2 separate regions of the Homo sapiens genome follow, and region 2 is linked to region 1. Evidence: chromatin loops called from intact Hi-C (ENCODE). Cell type or tissue: Calu3. All regions are shown on one strand. Links, peaks and the distances in the headings refer to the core of each region. The heading gives the core; the rest is flanking DNA. Region 1 overlaps GPR162 (G protein-coupled receptor 162). Region 2 overlaps COPS7A (COP9 signalosome subunit 7A).

Region 1 (6,665 bases), core at 2,105-4,604:
TTCCGCCTACTCCTGGGCAACGCAAAGTAGGACAGCGTCGTGGTGAGGGCTGGGACCCTCGGAGCTGCCCGGCCCGCTCCCCACCTGGTAATAGGCCCTCTGCAGGTAGTTGTAGGGCTCCCGACGGCGGAAGGCGTCCCGGAGCGCGCTCCCCACGCGAAGCCGCGCCGCGCCCCCGGGGCCCAGCCTCCGTGCTGCGCACTGGGTCAGGCAGTCTGCGCGGCGGAGCGCTGCACGGAGAAGCTGTCGCTCCCAGGACCCCTGCGTGGGTCCCGGCCCGGAGTCGGGCTCCGGGGCCCCGAGAAGCACGGCGGGGAGCGCGGCGCCCGGATCGGCCGCGCAGCTCGCCCCGCAATCCAGCCGCACCCGGCCCAGCGCCGCCTGGCTCCGCAGCGCCTCCCGCAGCAGCGCCACGGCCGGCGCCCAAGCCCCGGCCGCGTAGGCGCGCAGCCCGTCAGCGTAGAGCAAGTCGGGGGCCTGCGGGGGCGCCCCCGGGGACAGCTGGGTCAGGCCGGGGGGCTCAGGGGACCCCGGGGGAGGCAGCAGCAGCAGTAGCAGCAGCGGCCGGAGGAGCCGGAGCATGATGTCGGAGCCGCCGGCAGCCGAGGGGAAATGCGGGAGCCGAGAGGGAGGGAGAGGAAAGGGGGGAAGGGGAGGGAGGGGGAGGAAGGAGAGATGGAGAGGCGGAGGGAGAGGGAGAAATAATGAGGGAGGCCGAGAGAGAGAGAGAGAGAGAAGATGGGGCTGAGACCCGATGGTGGGAGAGGCCCATGTGAAAAGATGGAGAGAGAAGAGTGCTGAGTGGACAAAGCTGGTCTAGTGTGGAATAAGAGGGAGAAACTGGGAGGAGGAGGGCAAAAGGCGGGAACTGGAGCAGGCCTGGGCATCCATGAAGGATGACTTCAGCCCCAGCGGTGACTTCAGCCCCTGAGGTCTGGGGGTAACTACTGGGGCTGTGTTCCCTCCACACACACGCTTCTGGGTCCAGAAAAAGGAGTGTGGACGCCGATCCCCCCCTCGCCCCCCCCCACCCCCCCACACTCATCCACCCCTGCACTCCCACCCCCCCACACTCATCCACCCCTGCACTCCCACCCCCCCCACACACTCATCCACCCCTGCACTCCCCCACACACACACTCATCCACCCCTGCACTCCCACCCCCGCCCACACACACACTCATCCACCCCTGCACTCCTTTGGAGAAAGAGCTTTAAAATGCAGCAAGGAGGAGGTGTCCAGGCCCGGGACACTGCATCAGCCCCAAAACCTTTCCTGCCCATAAAGTGAGCCCCTGCATGGATTTGAGGTTAGAAGGAGAGTTGGGCACTGGGGCTGGAGCCACGCTCTAAAACCACCTCAACAAATCTGAACAGAGATCCTTCATACCCCAACCAACGAAGATGTGTGTCCTCAAGCCCCGCCCCCAGCAGGATATGCTCCTCCCAGCCTTCCCTGTGCGAGGCTGCCTGGTGGAGCATGTGATCATTTCTCCATGTGTCCTTCTGTGCCTCTGTCTGCTGCCCCTGCTCTGTCGTGTCCCCTGTGAGCCACTCCACCCTCCAAGCCCCTTTCCACCGCAGTACACTGGACACTGAGGTTTCCATGGCAACACTTCAGACTTTAATACATATTGCTAGGGGTGATGGAAGCTGAGTAGGGCATCTGGTCACTTGGATGGGAGAGAGCAGGGCCTTCTGAGCCCCAAATCTAGCGCCCGTCTCCCCAGAGTCTGGAGGCAGCTGCCCTACTCTCGGCCAGAATGAGGTGTTACTCACTCAGGCTTTCTCCTCTGAGTTCAGCAGGCCTGCTTGGGCTCACAGGGTCAGCTGGGGAAAGATGGGGTTGCCTGGGCCCCAGGATCCTCCCCAAGCCCTTGCACTTTCTTCACCCCCCGTCAGGGAGCAGCGTCTCCCTGCGCTTAGTCCCAAAGGAAGTCCAACGGCTCTGCTCTCAGGGGACCCAAGGGAGAGTCGGCGGGGTGAGAGGCCCAGTGGCCGGGGCCGACGAGGAGAGTGCCCTGGTGAGGCAGTCGGAGAAGGCAGAGGTGTCTCATCGATGAAGGTGGTGATCTCCTCCCGGAAGAAGCCAGGACCCCGTGGGGGTCCCCCACCTGACCCCAGAACCCCACTCTCCAAGAATTGGCGAAGGCTGGCCAGCCCCCCACCTTCAGCCTCTTCCTCGTCCTCCTCGTCCTCCAACCTGTGTCTTTGTCCCAGGTACTCAGGAGGACCCCCGAGGGCCCGGCTCTGGGCTGGGAGGACCCGGATGTCATCAGAGGATGACCACTTGTGCAGGAAGGAGCCTGGTTCCCGAGGGGTAGAGAAGATGTTTGTCTCATCATGGGACAGACGCCGGGATAGGGGGACCTGGGAAGAGGAGCGGGTAAGACCTGAAGGTGCTGCAGGGACAGAGGCAGAGGCAGGAACCAAGTGGGGACTCCGGAAGATGGTGCCACCTTCTTAACCTTCAAAACGTTTGCTCCGGTGGGCAAACCTGGCCCCACGAGGTCTGAAGGGATGCCTCTCTTGCTATAGCTTTCTTTCACCCAGCTCTATGGTGCCCTGAAAGCCAGGGCTAGGGAAGAGGGGATTGGGGTGCCTAACAGACACTGGAGAAAAGTGATGAGCGGCACCAAGGGTAGGAGATGTATCCCCCAGTTCCATACCTGTAAGTAGTGGACTCTCTCAAGAGGAGGGAAGAGCATGTGCCTTCCAGGCAGCAGCTTCACCTGGGCGGGGTCCCGGCTCCCTGGTCCTGTGGCTCCGTTAGCATCAAAGCGAACTTTGCAAACTCGGCCCTCTGCATAGTCGTCACAGCCCCCATCTAGGAGAGAAAATGGGCAGAGTGGTTACAGGTAGGGAATGCCTACCGCGGCCTCCCACCACTGCCTTTATAAGCTCCCAGAGACCCCTTTAGTTCCCATTAGCATGTATGTTCCAAGAGGACAGTGAGAGTGGCTAGCATTTGCTGCGTTCAGTGCTAAATCCTGAGTGGAGTGCTTCATACATATAGATGAAGTTATTGAAACAATTGCCTGCACTCCCCCAAGAGCCGTCCCTATAGCTGGGGGGCCTCTCTCGGGAAGCTCAGGTTCCCCATAGTGCCAGAGCTGGGCAGTGTGGGTTTCTGGAGGGGAGCCTAGGCCCAGTGAAGGGAGCCCTGAGTGCTGCGGGAAGCAGTGAGTGGACAGCAGGGTGCCTGCTTAGGGAAAGGGGAGCCCAGGGTGGTGCAGATTCTGTCCAGTAGGGGGCACTCCAGGGCAGCCCATCCTCTGGCTGAGAAGGAGCGGCAGAAAAGGGAATAGACAGATGTCCAGGAAAGCCAAAGCCCAGCCCCTCCTCTGACCGTCATCTCCATCCTCCTCAGACATGATGGCCACGCATTGCTCCCACACTGTGCGCACGTCGGCGCGGTAGCGCTCGCAGGACCAGATGAAGGAGGGCAGCAGCAGCGTCTGTGCCATGGAGCACCACAGCACAGCCAGCACCATCCAGGGGGGCGCCGAGTCCGACTTGAGGGAGAAGAAGCTCACCACCTGGGGAAGGGTGGGAGCGGGCTGGGTCAGGGCCAGAGCTGAGGAGCCCACCTGAACCCCATATCCTAGTGCAGCTGGTGGGCAAGACGTCAGAAGTAATGCCTGATCCCTGTGCTCCAACAGAGGCGAAGCCGGAGGTGGAGATGGAGTGAACAGAGGGAAGGGACTGACTCAGAGGAAGGTCGGGGAGAGTGCTGGAGACAAAGCCCTGCGGTCAGGAGGGAGAGGAACAGAGGTGGACCAGGAACCGTAGAGACAGACAGGAACCCAGGAACAGTGACTAGATGGGGTGGTGGGGTGAGCCCTGTGGGATTTCCAGCCAAGAGTGCTCAGAGACCATGTGGCAGCCCGAGGGAAGGAGGGAATGGAGAGTGGAGCCCAGCGGCTGGATGAGAGGTCTGCGGCTGAACCGTGGAGCTGCAGGATGGATGACGGAGCTGGAGGACAGGTCGTGGAACTGAAGGACGGTGATGGAGCTGAGGAGTGGGAACTGAAGCAGATGCTGGAGCTGGGGTAAACAGGGTAGTGGGAACTAAAAGACAGATGATCAAGATGGGGGCCACAAATGGAGTGGGGGATGGACAGAGGAGAGGAAGATGGATGATGGAACTGGAGGAGAGATGACGGAGCTGCTGTATGGCTGATGAAGTTGGAGGTCAGGTGATGATGCTGGGGCCTGGATATTGGGGAGAACAGGTGGGGAGGACCCCGATCTCACCAAGATGGGCACCCCTGTGAGTGAGTCATAGAGAAAGACGATGGCGCTGACCAAGTTGGTGACCTGCAGGGATGTCTTGGCAGACTCCGAGCCATCCAGCGAGGACCGCCGCTTCCCTCGGGCATCCTCCACCACAATGGCTGGTACCTCAAAAGCTGGCCGGGTACCCAAGGCCCCTGGCCCACCCGCTTTGGTCCCCCCACCACCCCCCACTCTCCGGGCCTGCCGAGCCCTCCGGGGCCGGGCCCACAGTGTCTGGTAGAAGGTGATGGCCACACAGACCAGACCCATGACAATTCCCCCAAGTAGCAAGAGGCTGAAGCAAACGCCAAAGCCGAGGCCGATCTTGGAGACTATGAACTGGCAGCCGCGGGCATAGTAGCGCTCGCCGTTGTTGTGCCAGCCAATGGAGGGCAGTGTGGAGAGGATGAAGCTGACCATCCAGATGCCCATGACGGCATGCAGTGCCTGCTTCTTGGCGTTGCTGAGGCGGTAGTTGACGGGCCAGCGCACCATCCACATGCGATGGTAGGAGAGGGAGGCGACCGTGAAGCAGGTGGCCAGCGCCAGGGTGTAGTAGGTGGACACGAAGACCTTGCAGATACTCTCGTTCCAGTCATAGTCGGAGGAAGCCTGACGACGCAGCTGCACCACGGCAAAGGTGGTGAGGGGCACAGCTGCCATGAGTATGTGTGTGCCCGCTAGGAAGCAGAGCAGCAGCTCCAGTGGCTTGTGCTTCTGCTGCTTGGCCGAGATGCTGAGGATGATCCAGGCATTGGCCAGCAGCGCCAGGAGCCCACAGGCCAGCCAGGACAATGCGTTGGAGCGCAGGGAGGCCTCCTCTGCCCCCGCCCCGCCCCGAGCCATCCTATCCTCAGCCCCCCACCCCCTTGAGCTCTGTGGGGGTGGGGGCTAGGTCTCACCCAGGAGCCCCACTCACAAACACTCCCATGATCCCCACAATCCTCGCCCTGTCAGCAGGCAGGCTGCCCCCAGGCTCACCCCAGTGCTCAGCATTGCATGATGGACCCAGCTGAGGGCAGATGTAGAGGGCAGGGGAGGAGACTGAGGGTCAGCAGAGGCAATCCTCAGCTTTCATACTGGGCGGGGCCTTCCTTAAGCATCCCTGCAATTGATGGGGCAGGCAAGCTGGCTACTTTCCCAACTATGAGGCTGGCTGGGGGGTTCTGGTCCCCATGCTGGGACTTCCAGGTCTCTTTTGCCTCTGGTTCTTGACCAGTCAGGAATCTTCTGGATGCCCCAGGGATTTGGGGGTGGGGCTCAGCCCCCTGGACAGGCTGCAAGGGAAAGATGAGATGTGGGAGGGAGAGGGCAAAGGTAGGGCCTGGGCTGGTCTCCAATCAGCCTCCTGTGCCCCCTTTCTTGAAACTATAGGCATGACTGATTACTAAGGCCCTGAGGGTCATTCAGAACATTCCTTTGCCTTAACTCTGACAGCTAAACACCCCACACAGATGAGAGCCGCACTCTTCCAGACCTCTAGGGAAGAAGGTATTCCCACCTCCCTGTCTCCTTTAGCCCTTCCTCCTCCCGCTGGAACTCCCAGGTTCCTTCTTAGAACATCCCCTGCTCAGCACTACTCCACCCCTATCTTCAAGTCCCTAAATGTCTCTTCAGAACTACTGATGGGAGACACAAGACTGGTTTCCTCTTGAGGGTTCACAGTGAACTGGGATATGGCATCACAGCCTTCCTCCCCTACCTGCCGGTCTCCTGGATGCAGGGGTCTTGGTGCTTAGCCCCTACTTCCCCAAACCTGGGTGATCACCCTCCAGCTACCCATATCTGGGAAAATGGGAGAAAGGAGTCTGGGACCGAAGGGGGTGCTAGGGAACCTGAAGGCGGGGAAACCGCTGACATCAGAAGCATCCAGAAATGGAAAGAGGGGGAACTAGGGAGAAGGAGGAGAGTTTGAGCAGAAGAGAAAGAGGGGGCAAAGTGGTAGTATCTGAAAATAGCAGGAAAAGCTCAAACCCCCTGGAGAGGAGGCTTTGGAGGGAGGAGGGACTGGAGGAGGGAGGGAGGGAGGGAGCAGGGAATAGGAGGCTGAGAAGAAAAGCCAAATGTTCAATAAGGTGCTGACTCCCCGTGGGGAGACCTTGACTCTTCCTCCCTGGCCCAGAGCCTCAGTTTCCCTCTCATGGGAGGAAGGATGGTCCCAGTTTTAGTGCGTGATGCTGAGCTTCAGTGAGCCCTGGGAAGGGGGGTAAGGGAATCGGGTGAAACCCTGAACAGAGTGGGGCTGTAAGGAAGCACATAATGGCTTTAGGGTAAGTGGGGTAAAAATGGGGCACAGCAGTGAAAGGGTCTGTTTCCCATGGAAGCAGCTCAGACCCTTGCTTTCCCCAAGAGGTCCTGGTCCACCCCCACCCTTGGCTTCCCTCCGG
Region 2 (7,822 bases), core at 2,231-4,730, 90 kb after region 1:
TCTGTCGCCCAGGCTGGAGTGCAGAGGCGCGATCTCGGCTCTCTGCAAACTTAGGCTCACTGCAACCTCCGCCTCCCGGGCTCAAGTGATTCTCCTGCCTCAGCCTGCCGATTAGCTGGGACTACAGGCGCCCACCACCATGCCCAGCGAATTTTTTTTTTTTTTTTTTTTTTGAGACAGAGTCTCGCTCCTGTCGCCCAGGCTGGAGTGCAGTGGCGCGATCTTGGCTCACTGCAAGCTCCGCCTGCCGCGTTCACGCCATTCTCCTGCCTCAGCCTCCCAAGTAGCTGGGACTACAGGCGCCCGCCACCACGCCCGGCTAATTTTTTTTTTTTTTTTTTTTTTTGTATTTTTAGTAGAGACGGGGTTTCACCGTGTTAGCCAGGATGGTCTCGATCTCCTGACCTCGTGATCTGCCCGCCTCCGCCTCCCAAAGTGCTGGGATTACAGCCGTGAGCCACCGCGCCAGGCCTAATTTTTGTATTTTTAGTAGAGACAGGGTTTCACCCTGTTGGCCAGGATGATCTCGATCTCTTGACCTCGTGATCTGCCCACCTTGGCTTCCCAAAGTGTTTGGATTACAGGCATGAGCCACCGCGCCTGGCTTTCTTTTCTTTAGTGGTCGCTCTAGGACAGGCATTGGTGACATCTCGCCTCACTGCAACCTCTGCCACCTGGGTTCAGGCAATTCTCCTGCCTTGGCCTCCTGAAAAGCTGGGATTACAGGCGCCTGCCACCTCGCCTGGCTAATTTTTGTAGTTTTGGTGGAGGCGGACTTTCACCATTTTGGCCAATCTGTTCTTGAACTCCTGACCTCGTGATCCACCCGCCTCGGCCTCCCAAAGTGCTGGGATTATAGGCAAGAGTCACTACACTGGGCCGGCAAACTTTTTCTGTAAAGGGCCAGATACAATAAATATGATGAGCTTTGTCAGCCATACAATGTGTGTTGCAACACCCAAATCTGATGCTGTAGTGCAAAAGCAACCATACATGATATGCAATGAATGAGGTGTAACTACAGTCCAACAAAACTGTATTTACAAAAACAGGCAGTGGGCTGGATTTGGCCTGTGGAATATGGTTTACTAACCCTTACTATGGGGATTACAAAATACATACTTTTCACAATCAGAGTTTTTTTCTACCACTTCAAGTTAAATGTAGAAATTTTACCACAACATAGCTCCCTTTACTGTCTCATCTCGTAGTTCTCATATGTGTTACTATAAATGACAAACACCACATACTACAAATACTGAAACTCCACATACTAAACGCTAAAAATGCTTAGTTCTAGGTGAATTTATCTATTGATTTTTAATTTTTGAGACAGGGTTTCACTCCTGTTGCCCAGACTAGAATGCAATGGCACAATCTTGGCTCACTGCAACCTCTACCTCCCAGGCTCAAGCAATTCTCCTGCCTTAGCCTCCCAAGTAGCTGGGACTACAGGCACAGGCCACCATGCCCCACTAATTTTTTTTGTATTTTTTATAGCGGCGAAGTTTCACCATGTTGCCTAGGCTAGTCTAGAACTCCTAGGCTGAAGAGATCTGCCCATCTCAGCCTCCCAAAGTGCTGAGATTATAGGTGTGAGTCACCACACCTAGCCTTCTAGGTGAATTTATTTATTTCTTGAGACGGAGTTTCACTCTTCTTGCCCAGGCTGGAGTGCAATGGCGCGATCTCAGCTCACTGCAACCTCTACCTCCAGGTTCAAACAGTTCTCCTGCCTCAGCCTCCCAAGTAGCTGGGATTACAGGCATGCACCACCACGCCCGGCTAATTTTTGTGTTTTTAGTAGAGACAGGGTTTCACCATGTTGGCCAGGCTGGTCTCCAACTCCTGACCTCAAGTGTTCCGCCCGCCTTAGCCTCCCAAAGTGCTGGGATTACAGGCGTGAGCCGCGGTGCATGGCTCTAGGTGAATTTATAATTGTTTTAAAATTATATTTAGAGAATTCCCTCTTGAGACAAACATCAAATTTATGATTTTCTTTCAGCTGTCATAAACATTTTAAAGAACTTAAGAGGAGAAAAATAATCTATTATATTTACCATTGCTGCTGCTCTTCATCCTTAATGTTCCGTGTTTCCTTTGGTGTCATTTCTCTTCTGCCTAAAGAACTTCCTTTAGGATTTTACAGCGGGTTTTCCGGTGACAAATTCTTATTTTCCTTCACCTGAGAATATCTTTATTTCACATTCATTCCTGAGCAATATTTTCACTGGATATAGGATTTTGAGTTAATTCCCTTAAGCCCCTTAAAAGTATCATTCTAGTTCCACCTGACTTTCATAGTTTCTGACGAAAAATGTGCAGTCATTTGAGTCATTTTTATCCTGTGTGAAAAGCACTGTTTTTCTGAATGCTTGTGGGACTTTTTTCTTTGTCTTTAACCTTCGGCAATTTTATTCTGATGTGTCCAGATATGGATTTTTTTTTTTTTTTTTGAGACAGAGTCTAGCTCTATCACTCAGGCTGGAGTGCAGTTGGCTTGATCTCGGTTCACTGCAACTTCCACCTCCCAGGTTCAAGTGATTCTCCTGCCTCAGTCTTCCAAGTAGCTCGGACTACAGGCATGTGCCACCACGCTGGCTATGGACATGGATTTGAGTATATCTTGTTTGCTATCCACCAAACTTTTTGAATCTGTCTTTGTCTTTTGCCAGGTTTGGGAAGTTTTTGTTTTTGTTTTTGTTTTTGAGACAGAGTCTCGCTGTTGTCACCCAGGCTGGGGGAGTGCAATGGCACAATCTCAGCTCACTGTAACCTCCACCTCCCAGGTTGAAGCGATTCTCCTGCCTCAGCCTCCCAAGTAGCTGAGATTACAGGTGCCTGCCACCACGCCTGGCTAATTTTTGTATTTTTAGTAAAGGTGGGGTTTCACCATGTTGGCCAGGCTAGTCTCGAACTCCTGACCTCAGGTGAATGGTCCAGCTCAGCTTCCCAAAGTGCTGGAATTACAGGCGTGAGCCACCACATCCGGCCTAGTTATTGCTATTTTCTGTTTGGTTCTTTATATCTTCCATTTCTTTGCTAAGACTTTCTTTACATTTGTTTCAAAAGCATTCTCCCTTTCTTCTTCCTGCATGGTTAGACTGCTTGCAGCATTTGCTTTAAATTCCAACACTTCTGCCTCCTTGGGGTTGGCTGTCTTTTCCCTGGAGAGTTATTTGTATGCTGAGTCACCTTAAATCATACTCTGGATATTTTGAATATTATGGTTTGAGGCTCTGGGTCTTGTTAAAATCTTAAGGAGCATGTTGAACATGTTGAATGGTAATTTGTTTTAGCAGGTAATCAGGTTCAGGCAGCAAGTTTTGACCTGCCTTTTTGGCACTGTGGTTTCAATGTCGGTTTTATTTTAAAAGTGTTTGCAGTGCTATTTGGATCAGGCCGGCTCGGGTGCCACCCAGTGGCCAGTCAGACCTGGACAGTGATCCATTCTGTAATTCAGTTCACAAAGCCTTAGGTAGGCTGTTCAGGGACAGATCTACGCTTGCACAGCTCAGAGCTTAGCCCAGGAGTTCATAAACTTTTACGGGATTGTTCTCTTGATTTTCCTCCCGTGTCTCTCTGACATTTTTTGGGCCCCTGGGGCTTCCCTCTCCATTCCCATATGATCGTGCCACTGTACTCCAGCCTGGGTGACAGAGCAAGACATGGTCTCAAAAGCAAAATAAAACAAAAAACAAGATGTATTTGCCAATTGACTGATAAATGAACAGTAAGTATAGGATTGTCTATCTTGCCCCATTCCCCAAATTATGCATTTCCTATTGAGGGACAGGCAGCGGGTCACAGAATGAAGCCTTTCTGCCTGCAGGCCTTTATCCCACTATTCTTCCCATCCAAGATGCTCGCCCTCTCTTTCATCAGGCTAATTCCTACTTGGGCTTCTAGTTTCAGTTTAAAGGTCATGTCCTTGGAGGCTTTTCTGACCCCAAGCAAGATGTAGATCCCAGTTAAATGCTTTCGTGTCACCCAATACTTCTTAAAGTACTTATCACACTTGTAATATATAACCATGTACTTAAGAACCTCAAAGGACAAGTTTCTCTTGCTCTCTTGCCCTGTACTCAAAAGTTTCACTTTTCCCTTCTCTCTCAGACGGTGACCTTGGGCCCCCTTACATGTCTTCCAAGGCCCTGCAGTAGCCTTTTCAGAGCCCTTGCAGAGCTGAGTCAATGAGGGTGATGAGGGCACATTTCCAGTTCACACCCCGGAGGTTCTAATTCAATAGAAAAGGGTGGAAGTGGGGTCCAGGAATGCACATTTTCAGAAGCTCCCCTGATGATTTTGATGCTGGTGGCCCAGAAAAACTGCCTGTGATAGGCAGCTTCTAACATGGTTTCCAATGATTCCTGCTTGCTGACAGCCACACCCTGTGTAACCTTCACCCCTTGAGTATAGACTGGACCTGGTAACTGGTAAAAGTGAGGTAATGTCACTTCCATGATTAAGTAACAAAAGACTGTGACTTCATCTTGCTGGTGTTGTCTTTCTGGCTCTTGCTGTGATGGAGAAGGCTACCTCGGTGGCCTCTGGCCAACAGTCAATCAGGAAACGAGGTCCCCGGTCCAACCATCTGTGAAGTAGTGAATCCTGCTGACAACCACCGAGCGAGCTGGGAAGCAAATCCTCCCCAGTTGAACCCTGAGAGGACTATGGCCCTAGCTAACACCTTGACTCCAGTCTTGTGAGAAACCTAAGCAGAAAACTAAGCTCAGCCGTGCCGATTCCTTACCCACAGAAACAGATCATATTTATATGTTGTTTTAAGGCATGGTTTTAGGGTAATCTATTACGTAGTAATAGATAACTGTTGTGACCAGCCCTAAAATCATCCAAGATCACTATCCAGTAAGGATCAGCACGTGAGTGTGCAAGTGGATGACACGATTCTTGGTTAGGAAGATTCTCCTGGTGCCCTGGGCCTGGTTACACATGGAATCCCTAAATCCTGAACCCAATTTCGCAGTCAAAAACTGATCCTCACCAGCACCCAAATAATCTACTGTCCTTTCCCCATGCCTTCACAGCCAAGACCCTTCTTTCTGTGAATCAAAGGCAAATGGCATTTGTCTTTGTCCCATAACCTTGGGATGTGAATGGTTTCCCCTCCCTCTTTGGGTGAAGTCAGGCAGTCCCAGCCTAGGCCACATTGGACTTGAGAGCCATTCTTAAAGGCTAGAATAAGGGAGGCCTGGGAAGTTATGGCACCATTAGCCGGGACCAGCTTACACGTAAAGGTGATACTAAGTTTCAAAGGAAAATTGGAGCACGGGCAGGGGTGGCAGGACAGGCTCAAAGCACCAGGAGTTAGCAGCTTTTACACACTGGCGGGCGTGGGAAGAAGGGGTTTATTTCAGAGGCAGAGACTGAGAATCAAGTCTTGCTTGTCTAGGGAAAAGCTGAGAAGCTAAGAGTTTCAACTCCTGAAATGGGGCTCCCTAGACTGGTTTCGTTAAGTGACTGCCCCGCTCAAGACAACAAGCTTACCTAGCCAATTTGTAATCAAAAACCTAGGATCTGGCCGGACGTCGTGGCTCACGCCTGTAATCTCAGCACTTTGGGAGGCTCAGGCAAGCGGATCACCTGAGATCGGGAGTTCGAGACCAGCCTGACCAACACGGAGAAACCCTGTCTCTACTAAAAATACAAAAATTAGCTGGGCATGGTGGCACATGCCTGTAATCCCCGCTACTCGGGAGGCTGAGGCAGGAGAATCACTTCAACCCAGGAGACGGAGGTTACAGTGAACCGAGATTGTGCCATTGCACTCCAGCCTGGGCAACAAGTGCGAAACTTCGTCTCAAAAACAAAAAACAAAAAACAAAAAACAAAAAACAATGCAACAATGCAGGATCCCACTCCCACCTTTTTTTTTTTTTTTTTTTTTTTGAGATGGAGTTTCGCTGTGTCGCCAGGCTGGAGTGCAGTGTTGCCATCTTGGCTCACTGCAACCTCTGCCTCCTGGGTTCGAGCAATTCTCCTGCCTCAGCCTCCCGAGCAGCTGGGATTACAGGCAAGCACCACCACGCCCGGCTAATTTTTGTATTTTTAGTAGAGATGGGGTTTCACCATGTTGGCCAGAAAGGTCTTGATCTCTTGACCTCGTGATCTGCCCGCCTCGGCCTCCCAAAGTACTGGGATTACAGGCATGAGCCACCATGCCCAGCCCCTACTCCCACTTTCTAATTCCATGACTGATAGCTTTAGGACCAATGAAGAGTGGTCTATCCTAAATCTCCACCTAAAGAACATCACAAGCTCTGGGGAGCAGCTGTCAACCCCAGGACCCTCAGAAGGCAACCACTTCACATGCAAATGAAGGCTCAACTGTCCACTAGAGCTCTCCAAATCTAGGGAGTCCATGGCAGCACTCTAGGCCATGGATTCTGATCCTTCTAGCACACTCCCTGGAGAGCTCTAGTGGACAGAGGACAGAAGTCCAATGGCTTCTTCTTGCCACAGATCTGACAGTTCTGTGTGGTTCTGATGTGAAAATTCAAGTTCATTACCAACTCTTTCCCTTATAATTCTATGAGGTGGGAGGACATAGTCTGAACTCAAGCTCCTTGAGAGCAGAAACAGCGGCCATCATTTGTATGTCCAGTGCCTTTCAGTAAGTATCCACTACTTTTTTTTTTTTGAGACGGAGCTCATTCTGTCGCCCAGATTGGAGTGCAGTGGCACGATCTCGGCTCCCTGCAACCTCCGCCTCCCGGGTTCACACCATTCTCCTGCCTCAGTCTCCCAAGTAGCTGGGACTACAGGTGCTCGCCACCATGCCCGGCTATTTTTTTTGTATTTTTAGTAGAGATGGGGTTTCACTGTGTTAGCCAGGATGGTCTCAATCTCCTGACCTCATGATCCACCCGCCTTGACCTCCCAAAGTGCTGGGATTAGAGGCGTGAGCCACCGCGCCCGGCCTTTTTTTTTTTTTTGAGATGGAGTCTCACTCTGTCACTCAGGCTGGAGTGCATGATCTCGGCTCACTGCAACCTCCACCTTCCAGGTTCGAGCGATTCTCCTGCCTCAGCCTCCTTAGGGGATTATGGGCATGAGCCACCACACCCAGCTAATTTTTTTGCATTTTTAGTAGAGATGGGTTTCACCATGTTGGCCAGGTTGGTCTCACACTCCTGACCTCAAGTGATACGCCCGCCCTGGCCTCCCAACATGCTGGGATTACGGTCGTGAGCCACTGCACCCAGCCATATCCATTACTTCTGAATGGATGCTGAGCAACCTGTCCAAAGCCATACAGCTTGGGATCTAGGCCTCAGCCAGGGACTCAGCAAATAGTATCTGGGTCTCTTCATTTTCCAGCACTGTGCTTGAGTGAATTGGGAATGAGTCTTCTTCCCATCCACAAATATCAAACACAGAAGATACCCAGTTCAGGGTAGTTTGTAGATAGATTTCTCATAGATTTATTTCTGCGTCATATTATATATAGATATATGCATATATACCTTTTTTTTTTTAATACAATCTATATACCCTTCCCTTCCCCACCAAACTCACAAAAGGAGATTAAACCCTTCCAGGATTGCCATCAAGCTTCCCGAGATGGCCAGGGCCAAGAAAGAATCATCTCTCAACATGTTAAGAAACGGCTGCCATTCTTAGGCTCTGGGGTTGAAGCAGCAGCATTCCCAGGACCCAAGGGCCAGAGAGAGGAAAAGAAATGACTGTAGTGTGACAGGATTCTAGGATGAACATGTCCAGTGACTCCTGGCATGGCAGACTGGCTCCCAGAATTCTCAGGGTGTGAGTAAAGGTGGGGGCCCTATGGCTCTTCAGAGGC

What was found. Peaks named below come from ENCODE experiments on the same cell type or tissue, not always from the same donor. Only the 100,000 strongest peaks of a DNase experiment are listed, where the experiment ranks them.
Region 2: a loop joins it to region 1, with 20 times the contacts of the local background. A loop is called at or near these places in 64 of 110 quality-filtered maps.

Annotation. Positions count from the first base shown.
Region 1 is chr12:6,822,358-6,829,022 of GRCh38, reverse strand. It overlaps GPR162 (G protein-coupled receptor 162), which reads right to left. Exons shown (of 5, transcript NM_019858.2): 2 at 4,258-5,555; 3 at 3,350-3,539; 4 at 2,670-2,827; 5 at 1,602-2,370. The coding sequence starts at 5,124. The coding sequence ends at 1,819. P3H3 (prolyl 3-hydroxylase 3) reads right to left here and starts at 616. Exons shown (of 15, transcript NM_014262.5): 1 at 85-616. The coding sequence starts at 582. RefSeq lists enhancers at 1-233, 1,391-1,959 and a silencer at 144-253. In Calu3, for the core only: a CTCF peak has its summit at 3,233 (motif pointing right); a DNase peak (open chromatin) is centred at 3,252.
Region 2 is chr12:6,731,465-6,739,286 of GRCh38, reverse strand. It overlaps COPS7A (COP9 signalosome subunit 7A), which reads right to left. Exons shown (of 8, transcript NM_001164094.2): 8 at 7,422-7,822. Among named protein-coding and RNA genes, the nearest start is that of COPS7A, 11 kb to the right of the region's middle. In Calu3, for the core only: no CTCF peak of the experiment used is centred there; a DNase peak (open chromatin) is centred at 3,406.